3 separate regions of the Homo sapiens genome follow, and regions 1 and 2 are each linked to region 3. The links are chromatin contacts, found by Hi-C or POLR2A ChIA-PET in ENCODE. All regions are on one chromosome and are shown on one strand. The core of a region is the stretch at or near the end of the contact, and the rest is flanking DNA. Distances in the headings are between cores, read along the strand shown.

The links. A loop is a pair of places that touch in the nucleus more often than their neighbours do. ChIA-PET counts read pairs that join two places held with the same protein, here RNA polymerase II (POLR2A). Pooled maps may share reads with other maps.
Region 1: a pooled map shows a loop between it and region 3 (2.9-fold over the local background). The contact joins two enhancer-like sites. A Hi-C loop is called at or near these places in 1 of 37 single-sample maps with no recorded cell type and 7 of 50 pooled maps. POLR2A ChIA-PET finds 5 or more read pairs at or near these places in 1 of 52 experiments (MCF 10A).
Region 2: a loop to region 3 is called in a pooled map, with 5 times the contacts of the local background. The contact joins two enhancer-like sites. A Hi-C loop is called at or near these places in 4 of 37 single-sample maps with no recorded cell type and 10 of 50 pooled maps. POLR2A ChIA-PET finds 5 or more read pairs at or near these places in 2 of 52 experiments (activated CD4-positive, alpha-beta T cell and naive thymus-derived CD4-positive, alpha-beta T cell).

What each region holds. Positions count from the first base shown.
Region 1 is chr13:26,971,150-26,974,326 of GRCh38, reverse strand. No RefSeq gene overlaps it. Among named protein-coding and RNA genes, the nearest start is that of USP12-AS1, 150 kb to the left of the region's middle. Within about 2 kb of position 1,717, at least 5 of the 41 ENCODE cell types and tissues checked have a DNase peak (open chromatin) inside an H3K27ac peak, as active enhancers do.
Region 2 is chr13:27,351,040-27,354,569 of GRCh38, reverse strand. No RefSeq gene overlaps it. Among named protein-coding and RNA genes, the nearest start is that of GTF3A, 72 kb to the left of the region's middle. RefSeq lists an enhancer at 1,334-1,403. Within about 2 kb of position 1,314, at least 3 of the 41 ENCODE cell types and tissues checked have a DNase peak (open chromatin) inside an H3K27ac peak, as active enhancers do.
Region 3 is chr13:27,145,874-27,149,386 of GRCh38, reverse strand. The region is part of intron 1 of USP12 (ubiquitin specific peptidase 12); the gene reads left to right. All of the region lies in intron 1 of USP12-AS1 (USP12 antisense RNA 1), which reads right to left. Among named protein-coding and RNA genes, the nearest start is that of USP12-AS1, 22 kb to the right of the region's middle. RefSeq lists an enhancer at 1,456-1,645. Within about 2 kb of position 1,491, at least 2 of the 41 ENCODE cell types and tissues checked have a DNase peak (open chromatin) inside an H3K27ac peak, as active enhancers do.

The DNA.
Region 1 (3,177 bases), core at 468-2,967, 180 kb after region 3:
TCACTGGGACCATGAAGGGGGTGAAGTGAGAAGTGGACAAATGGAGAGGGATTAGTCTGATTTATCAAAACCAGGAAGGGAGGATGCTATGGATGACAGGTGCATTCCCGGTTTCTCCGTGTCCTGGAACAGTGAGGCAGCTGATACTGCGGTGGCCTGGAGCCTGGGGCCTGGGGTCTTAGCAAGGTTGTCAGGGTGTGGCTGTGGACAAATCACTTAACTTTCCATCTATGAGAGGGACATACTAATCCTGCCTAGCTGGTCAGATAAGCTGAATCCACACTTTTATCAAAAGGACTGAGAAGCAGACACCTACCCATTTAAGGGGCTATTTCCCCCACTCAGCCCTTCCCCACCAGCAAAACGGAAGTGTGAATTCAGGGGTACTCTCTATTCTGAGGTCTCGAGATCAGAATTTGGCGGGGGGGTCAAAAATTTATACGATTTGTGGGGTCTCTTTAAGAGAAAGAACACAAAAGTTACTAAAGTTAATTGTTGCAAAAATGAGAAGAGGAAAATCTCATCACAATGCCTCTCATAATGGGGATCATAGGATTTGATAGATGACAACCACATGTCCTCCAGTGAGTCATTTCTTTTTTATTGTTTTAAATTTAATTTCTTTATTATTATTTTTTGAGACAGGGTCTTGCTCTGTCACTCAGGCTGGAGTGCAGTGGCACCATCACTGCACCTTGAACTTTTGGGTCAAGCGATCCTCCCACCTCAGACTTCCGAGTAGCAGGACTGCAGGAGGGCACCACCATGCCCAGATAGTGTGTGTTGTGTGTGGTGTGTATGTTGTGTGTGGTGTGAGTGTGGTGTGCATGTGTTGTGTGTATGGTATGTGATGTGCGTGTGGTGTGCGGTATGTGGTGTGTGGTGTGTGTGGCATGCATGTGTCGTGTGTGTGTGTGGTGTGCATGTGTGTTGTGTGTGTTGCGTGTGATGTATTGTTTGATGGTTTCTTTTGTAGAGACAGGGTCTTATGTTGCCCAGGCTGATCTTGAACTTGTGATCCCATGTGATCCTCCTGTACAATTTTAAATTACAAATTTTAAAAAGCGGACAAATAACACAAATAGAAAATGAACATGGTTATGAATCAACTCTCCAGCACACCTCTATGAAACTTTTTTTTTTACTTGCATGCATTTTGCCTTTGTAATGTTGTTTTCTTCTGTAGAGAGGATAGAAAGGGCCAGCCCCCTATCCCCTGTATGCTCCCATCCTCTGAGTCCTGGAGAATTTGGTTCCAGAATGAACCAAAGCAAGATGCAAAGAGGAAGCTCCTCTCCGAAACGGGAGAAAAGAGGAGGCATCATTTTCCCCATGTCTCATGGTTTCACCCTTAACTGTGTCTGCATTTTAGAGGTTGACATATTTCCATTTTCCAGCTGTGCTTTCTCTCCTATGTCCTATAGACTCCTGCCCAACACCTCCTCATTCACAAAACTGTGTTTGTGTGTGTTCTGGGTGTGTGGAATGGTGTGTGTGTGTTGTGTGTTGTGTGTGATGTGTGTGGTGTATATGTGGTGTGCATGTATTGTGTGTTATGTGTAGTGTATGTGTGTTGTGTTTGTGTGGTGTGTGTGTTGTGTGTGGTGTATGTCGTGTGTGTGTGTGTATGTGTGTGTGCAGTCTTTCTCCTGGAGAAGGGCGCCCTGCTGCACAGTCTGAGGCGTCTGTCTCGATTCTGTCAATCAGAAACAGTTTATGGAGAAGCTGAGTGGGCCTCTTCTCTTCCTAGAGTGTAAATAGGATGAAGTCTTTCTCTCCAGTCCATCCTCTTTATAATACTTTTGAAGAACAGTCCTGGTTAAAGCACCCTTTTCAAAAGTTTCCAAATGGCCTCCCATGGCCTTCCAAATCCCTGGACCCTGGGCAGCATTCAGGGCCTCCGCAGATGGCCTCACCTGCCTGATCTTTCACTGCTTCCTTCTTAAGCTCTGGGCTCCAGCAAAACCCGGAACCTGCCGTGGGCTCAGCACTCCCTCTACCGGCATGCCCTCCTTTTCCACATCCACCTGCTGAGAGCCATCTGTCAGGGTTCAGCTCAAATGCCACCTGCTCCAGGGAGCCTTACCTGATATGCAGAGAGAAGTGAACCTCTTCCGCTCAGACACCTCAGTGGTGTTTACCTCCCCAATGGCCCTTCTCCCATCCAGCCCTGTGTAACAGTATTCTGTGTGCATGATCCTTGCTCCCTGACTGCAGGGATTGTTGTCTACCTCATTTACACATCCTGCACAAGTGTTTGTTGAGCGAATGAGTCTCTCTCTCTTTTTTTTTTTTTGAGACAAAGTCTGGCTCTACTACCCAAGCTGGAGTGTAGTGGTGCGATCTTGACTCACTGCAACCTCTGCCTCCTGGGCTCAAGCCATCCTCCCACCTCAGCCTCCAGAGTAGCTGGGACTGTAGGCACGCCCTACTGTGCTTGGCAAATTTTTGTATTTTTTGTAGAGATGGGGTTTTGCCACCTTGCCCAGGCTGGTCTCAAGCTTGTGAGCTCAAGTGATCTGCCTGCCTTGGCCTCCCAAAGTGCTGGGATTACAGGTGTGAGCCACCTTGCCTGGCCTGATTCTCCTTTTTTGATAGAGGAAAACATTGGCCCTCAGAGAGGTTAAGTGATTTACCTGAAGTCACTCAGATGGTGAGCAGCAGAGTCAGATCTGGAGCCCAGGCCTGAGAACTCAGGCCAGCATCACCCTCCACACCCACATACGGTGTCCCTGGATCAGTGGTACTGACTCTTGATTCAGAGTCCGAGGGGCCTGTGCGAGCATGGCAGAGCCTCCGCACACTCCTCATCCCCCACCCCAGGAAATGTGCTAGTTCATGACCCTTGGGGAAAGAAGGGCTTGCCGATGGCCCCTGATCAGTTCACCCGGGTCTGCATCAGCTTAAGGTCAGCAGGGAGGTGAGGCAGGATAAAGAGCTAGGCAGAGATTTTGATCCCTTTTTCAGATATCTATTGTCACTGTCTCCCATCACAGTGGGTTATGGAGAGGTGTCTGATCGGATGTTATTTTGGATTTGTGGCTGAGTGTATGTAAACACTTGTAAGTATTTTTAACCCATTATTATAAAACATTTCACAAAAGTAGAGCAAACGATACAACAACCCCCCCATGTACTATCATCCAGCTATGACAGGTGTCAGCTGATGGGCAGTTT
Region 2 (3,530 bases), core at 65-2,564, 210 kb before region 3:
ATCTGTTGTTTTTTTACTTTTTAATAATAGCCATTCTGACTGGTGTAAGATGCTCTCTCATTGCATTTTATTCATTTTTATAACTCTAGGGCTGAGCATGGCATCTGACAGACTAAATGCTGCATGAATGTTGAGTCATGAATAGACAGGGGCTGGATGCAGGAAGGAACAAATCAAAGCATGAAGGAATGAATGAATGAATTTCATGGTGACAACTCCGAGGAGAGTGATATGAGGATGTTAGGGAAAAGGAGTGGAGAGCATAAGGGATACTCCTTTTCCCTATCTGCCCATCCTCAAAAAGTTGGAAAGTTCTTTGTGCTGGTTCTTTCTGGTGCCGGGGAGACGGCAGCAGTGAGTGGGCAGAATGCTTGCCTGGCTGTGGGGCGCAGCAGCCTGGAGGGCTGCTCTGAGCAGGACCAAGATCTGCCCATGCACCTTGATTCAACCGGCTCTTTTTATCAACCAGGGTCACAGGGCATGGGAGTCTCCTTCCTCTGGACTACTAATTTTTTTGTTTTAAGAGACAAATAGAAATCCCTCTTTGTACATGATATCCTCTGTGCTTCTTATATAAACCATTACTGAGACACTATGTCACTTTTATGGTTGTGTCTCTGTCTTGTCACACATCTGGACATTCTCTGTCAGTGATCCTGATCTGCATAGACTGAGGCTTTTGTTGTGTGTAACAGACACTGTTTGAGCGTGGGGAAATTGCAGTCAGGTCTGTACTATCTTCTTCTCTGAATAAGCAGAAAACAAAGGAGAAGAAAACTCCAGAATTGGATGTGGCCTTTACTAGCACAAACCCCTACTTGTTTCGCTGAATTGTTCCCCCGATTATCTAGCTTTAAAGTCTCCCCCTTTAGGAGAGACCAGACAGCAGAGGGGTCAAGTACTGCTATCCCTGCTCTGCTAATCATTGGCTGTGTGGCCTTGGGCAAGTTACTGAATCTGTCTGAGCTTCAGCCTTCGAATCTGTCAGATGAGGTACTTTTAGTAGCTACACAAAGACAGTGCATAAAGCGCTTAGCAGAGTGCTTCACAGCGCTCAGAGCCAGAGCTGTTCTTACCTCGTTTCTGAACCACCCTTTCTGGTGCCTGCGTCTGAACATTTGGTCTCTGTTCCACAGCTGAGATGAGGCTATCCTGGGTGCTGCAGACTAATGACTGAAAAGAACTGTGCCTTACAAAATCTCGGTCACCTCAGAACGAAACTGCTTATGCGGAACACAATGAGATCTTTAAGCAGACCTGCAAAGCAGTTTCTCTTTTAGTATAATCAAACGTGAGTCATGGTGTTTGAGATTCTCTTGCAGTGACTCCAGCTTTCCTCCCTCCAGCTGAAGGCCCCTCTAAGGGCACGAAAGACCTCTCTGCTGGGGTGGTGCCTCCCAAATCCACATCTTCCCATGAGAGACATCTCGTTCACCCCAGTCCTCCTAAATCCCACAAACCTGATGTGGGGTTTCAGGCAGCACCATATGAAGAAGAGTGGCGCCCGGTCCCAGATGCACACACAGCACCCCCAGACACATACAGCACCCCAGACGCACACACAGCACCCCCAGACACACACAGCACCCCAGACACACACACACAGCACCCCCAGACGCACACACAGCACCCCCAGACGCACACACAGCACGCCACTGGCTCGGGTGCATCGAGAACACTTGAGGCCTGAGGACTCTCCGTAAATATTTATTGAATGCATTGCACTGCAGGCACAGTCCTTGACTATAGCCCTCTCTGGAAAAATAGTAACGATTTCCCCAAACACTAAGTCCAAACACTAAATCAGCTTGTGTTTATCCTCCGTATTATTTTTTTTGTAAACCAAGACATGCTATGGTTTCCCTTTATGGCAGCTAAGGCTCAGCAATCCCATTACTTTGGATTTATTCCATTTGGCATAATCTTTTAAATTGGATTTTTGCCTCTTTGCCTCCTGATAACTCAGCCAAGCGTCAATTTTATTGCTTCTGTTTGTAATACCTGAAGCCTTGAGCTTATTACTCAACTCATTCCTTTGCCTCCCTGTTTCTATGCACAGGAGGAACCTGGCGCAGGCTTTTCCAGGCCTGAGAGTTGAAAGCTCTGTCTTGCTTTCTTTACTACAACGTTCTCTCCTTTGACTGAGACTTTGCCCAAAGGATGCAATGCCAGGGCAATGCCACAGCATCTGCTTTCACAAAACAAATGTCATGGACTGGGCAAGGCTGGGTTTCTGTTCCAGGGCGTGACCTCCATGGGTATGGCTGCCTCCATCACGGAGAGGCAGCCTGTGCGTGAGGCTCAGCTCCCCGCTCACCAGCCTTGCGACCAGGGCAAGCAACCCGAGCTTCTCAGACTTCAGTTCCTCATAGCAAATTGAGGGTGACAAAGGGCACCTACCTTGCAAGGTGGTTTTACAAATTAGAGATAATTGCCAGGCACAGTGGCTCATGCCTATAATTCCAACACTTTGGGAGGCCAAGGCAGGATGATCACTTGAGGTCAGGAGTTTGAGACCAGCCTGGGCAACATAGAGAGACCCTGTATCTACAAAAACTATAAAAAATTAGCCCTACATGGTGGCTTTTGCCCCTAGTCCCAGCTACTTCGGAGGCTGAGGTGGGAGGATTGATTGAGCCCAGGAGGTGGGGGCTGAAATGAGTTCAATGAGTTGTGGTTATGCCACTGCACTCTAGCCTGGGAGAGACAGAGCAATACCCTGTCTCAAAAAAAAAAGAAAGAGAAGGAGGGAAGGAAGAAAAGAAGGAAGGAAGGAAGGAAGGAAGGAAGGAAGGAAGGAAGGAAGGAAGGAAGGAAAAGAAAGAGAGAGAGAAAGAAAGAAACAAAGAAATCAGATATTATTATGTTTGAACTGTGTTCCCAGGCCATGCCCCCACTGGACTTTATTTGAAGCTCCCCAGAACAATAACTCTCAGCATTTCCTTATTGGTCAATGTGGGCCTTCTTTCCTCATCAAATTCTTCTCCAGTCGCTGGTCATCCCCTGGCAGGGACCCTCACATCCTCATGAACAGCACCCCAGCTTTGGCCCAGGGTTTGCTATTTCCTCCCCTTCTGCCCAGCTTACTTTTGTGGGATGGGAAGACAAGGCCAGTAATACTTGCCCAAAGCCTCCGGGGTTCACAAAACTGAAGCCATGGGAGAAACCCAAAGATCCAGTGCTGTTGAGGACATGGGTGCCACCTCCCACACTGTGGAACCTGCTGACCCCCCAGGAGCTGTTCTTTCCATTCCCATTGGCCATATCATTGTGCCCTCCCCTGCTCAGGCTGGGTTCAGGATGGCAGTAGAGTGACAAAGGTGCCAGTGAGAGGTGAAGCCACCTGGACTTCCTGGGTCTAGTGGGTACTTGGAGAACTTTTCTGTCTAGTAGAGGATTGTAAATGCACCAATCAGTGCTCTGTGTCTAGCTAAAGGATTGTAAATGCACCAATCAGCACTCTGTAAAAACGCACCAATCAGCGCTCTGTGTCTAGCTAGAAGATTGTAAATGCACCAATCAGCACTCTG
Region 3 (3,513 bases), core at 242-2,741:
TAGAACCTATGGTACAGTATTGAGTAGAAGTTAACAAGAGGGAATTTTCTTGTCTTTTTCCTAATCTTAGAGGAAAAGCATCCAGTGTTTTCGCTATTAAGTAAGATATTAGCTGTGAGTTTTTTATAGATGCGTTTTGTCAGATTGAGGAGCTCTTTTCCTCTTTTATTTTATTAATTCCGTAAATCAATCTTTTCTTTTGTTAAGACAGGGTATTGCTCTGTTGCCCAGGCTGAAGTGCAGTGCTGTGATCTTGTCTTACCACACCCCTGCCTTCTGGGTGAAAGTGATTCTTCCATTTCAGTCCCCTGAGTAGGTGGGACTACAGGCGTGTGCCACCACGCCTGGCTAATGTTTTGTATTTTTGGTGGAGATGGGTTCTCACCATGTTGCCCAGGCTGGTCTTGAACTCCTGAGCTCAAATGATCCGCCCCTCAGTGTCCCAAAGCATTGGGATTACAGACATGAGCCATTGTATCTGGCCCATAAATACAATTTTTATTGTATTCAGAGAGGAATTCTTTTCTATGTTTTTATCATGACAAGGTGTTGGATTTTTGTCACCTGATTTTTGTGTGTGTGTGTGTGTGTATTAAGATGATTCTGTGATTCTGGTTTTTTAATTCAATTGATATGCTATTTTATGTTAGCCCATTTCAACCTACCTCTTTTGTGCTGTTATTATTATTTATATTATATATATATATATAATTTTTTTTTTTTGAGTCTCTGTCACCCTGGCTGGAGTGCAGTGGTGTGATCTGGGCTCACTGCAACCTCCGCCTCCCGGGTTCAAGCAATTCTCCTGCCTCAGCCTCCTGAGTAGCTGGGATTACAGGCGCCTGCCACCACACCTGGCTAGTTTTTGTATCTTTAGTAGAGACGGGGTTTCGCTATGTTGGTCAGGCTGGTCTCGAACTCCTGACCTCGTGATCTGCCCGCCTCGGCCTCCCAAAGTGCTGGCATTACAGGCGTGAGTCACCATGCCTGGCCTATAATATATATATATAGTTTTATACAGTTGCTTTTTAAATCAATTAAGAGAAGAAAGAAAAAATACACATTTATAGTGTCCTTTATAATTAACAATTGCTGTTACAGGTACTCTTGTATGTTTTTTCATGTGGACTTTACTTGCTGTTTGAGAACACTTGCTTCTAGCCTGAACAACTTTCTTTAGTATTTCTTGTAAGGTATGTCTGTTAGCATAGGAACAACTTCTGTTAGGTTTTCGTTTTAGAAAAGTCTTTTTTTTTTTTGAGATAGGTCTCGCTCTGTTGCCCAGTCTGGAGTGCAGTAGTGCGGTCACAGCTCACTGCAGCCTCAACCTCTTGGGCCCAAGTGGTTCTCCCACCTCAGTCTCCTGAGCAGCTTGGGACTACAGGTGCACACCACCACGCCTGGCTAATTTTTAAATTTTTTGTAGAGATGGTGTCCCCCTGTGTTGCCTAAGTTGGTCTTGAACTACTGGGCTCCAGTGATCCTCCGTCCTCAGCCTCCCAAAGTGCTGGGATTACAGTTGTGAACCACCATGCCCTTATGGGAAAGTCTTTATTTCACATTTAGATGGAAGCATTGGCAGATTCAGCATTGTTGGTTGACGGTTTTTTAAAATTTTTTTTTTCCTTTCTTTGAGCGCTTTGAATATATTACCCCACTGACTCATAGCTACCAGGTTTCTGCTTAGAAGTCAGCCTTTCGTCTCAACTGGAGTTTCCCTTATAAGTGATGCATCCTCTTTTCTTGCTGTGTCTTTTTGTCTTTGACTTTCAGCATTTTTATTATCAAGTGTCTTATTTGTTGATGTTTTTGTGTTTATGACATACACTTTGTTTTTCTTTTTTACATGACATATATTCTTAAATTCTAGTTTATGCTAAATGCCTATATGTTTCAGTTAAGTATTTTTTTAAAAATTGGACACCTCAGTTATAATGTATCAACTTTGTTAGCTAGAATTTTTAGATTATCCAGAATTGTTATGTCTCAGCTGATAATATATTACTATACTTAAATATTACAAGCATTCTCATAGAAGACATTCGTAACTAAATTGGAAACAAACTAAAATAAAATGGCGATATGCATTCCTTTCCTGAGTTGTGTTTTGCTTAGATTAGGTATCATTCTACATGTAAAATTGTGCAGTGCTAGCTCTTTAAAAAGGCAGTGGCTCTGAGGGTGTAGGCTGCGTGGAGTTTATACCATGGTGTATTCGTTTCCTAGGGTCTTTCCTAACAGATACCGTAAATTGAATGGCTTAAACAGCAGACATTGGTCATCTTACAATTCTGGATTCCAGAAGTCCAAAATCAGCATCTCACCAGGACCATGCCCTCTCTGAAGGTGCTGGAGAAGGATCTGCCCCAGGCTTCTCTACTTGCTTCCGGCAGCCTCAGGCATTCCTTGGCTTGTAGATGGCCCTCTTTTCCCTGTGTCTCTTCACATCTTCCCTGTGTCTGTGTCCAAATTTCCCTTTTTTATAATAGCAGGATGCCAGTCATACTGGATTAGGAATTACCTTCATGACCTCATTTTAACTTGATTAGCTTTGTAAAGACTATCTCTAAATAAGGTTACATTATGAAGTACTGAAGATTAGGAGTTCAATTTATCTTTATTTAGAGGAGGGGGTGCATAGTTCAATGCATAACGGATGAATTAAAGGAATATTGCCATCTTAAGTGCCTTCTGAAACAAGGTAGGAAATTAGGGAATCATACTTTTTCAAGGGGAGTAGCAATTGGTTCATTTTAGGTATCTTTTTAACTGACTCTGAACCTACTTATAAGCCAACATCGGAGCTCTGCAGTGGTGGAACTTACAAGTTAATTTTGCATTAATCTTATAATGGCTGACATTTCCTAGAAGTGGGTGTAGTTAACTAATTGCTTGATTCTATCCTCTCCATAACTGCTCACTCCTCTCCCTACCTTATACCCCTAGCCTTTAGCCGTGTGCGTTATTACATAGGTGCTTTTTTTTGAGACAGAGTCTGGCTTTATTGCCCAGACTGTAGTGCAGTGGCATGATCTTGGCTCACTGCAACCTCTGCCTCACGGGTTCAAGTAATTCTCCTGCCTCAGTCTCCCGAGTAGCTGGGACTATAGATGCCCACCACCACACCTGGCTAATTTTTGTATTTTTAGTAGACACAGGGTTTCACCATGTTGGCTGGGCTGGTCTCGAACTCCTGACCTTAAGTGATCCACCTACCTTATCCTCCCAAAGTGCTGGGATTACAGGAGTGAGCCATGGCCTAGTTACATAGGTACTTTTAAAGAAATTTTACTGTTTGATTGATTATAAAAGAAGTATAGTCAGTGTGTAATGTGATGTGTAAAAAGGTGTAAAGAAGAAACTGAAAGTCACCTATAACCCATTAATAATTACCTGTAACTGGTATTGTTGTGAGTGTGCCCTCAGTTTGTTTATGGCAAACATGATTTTTAAAACAAAATCTGGATCATTAAATATTTTCTTAACATTATTCTGTAGACAATTTCATTAATT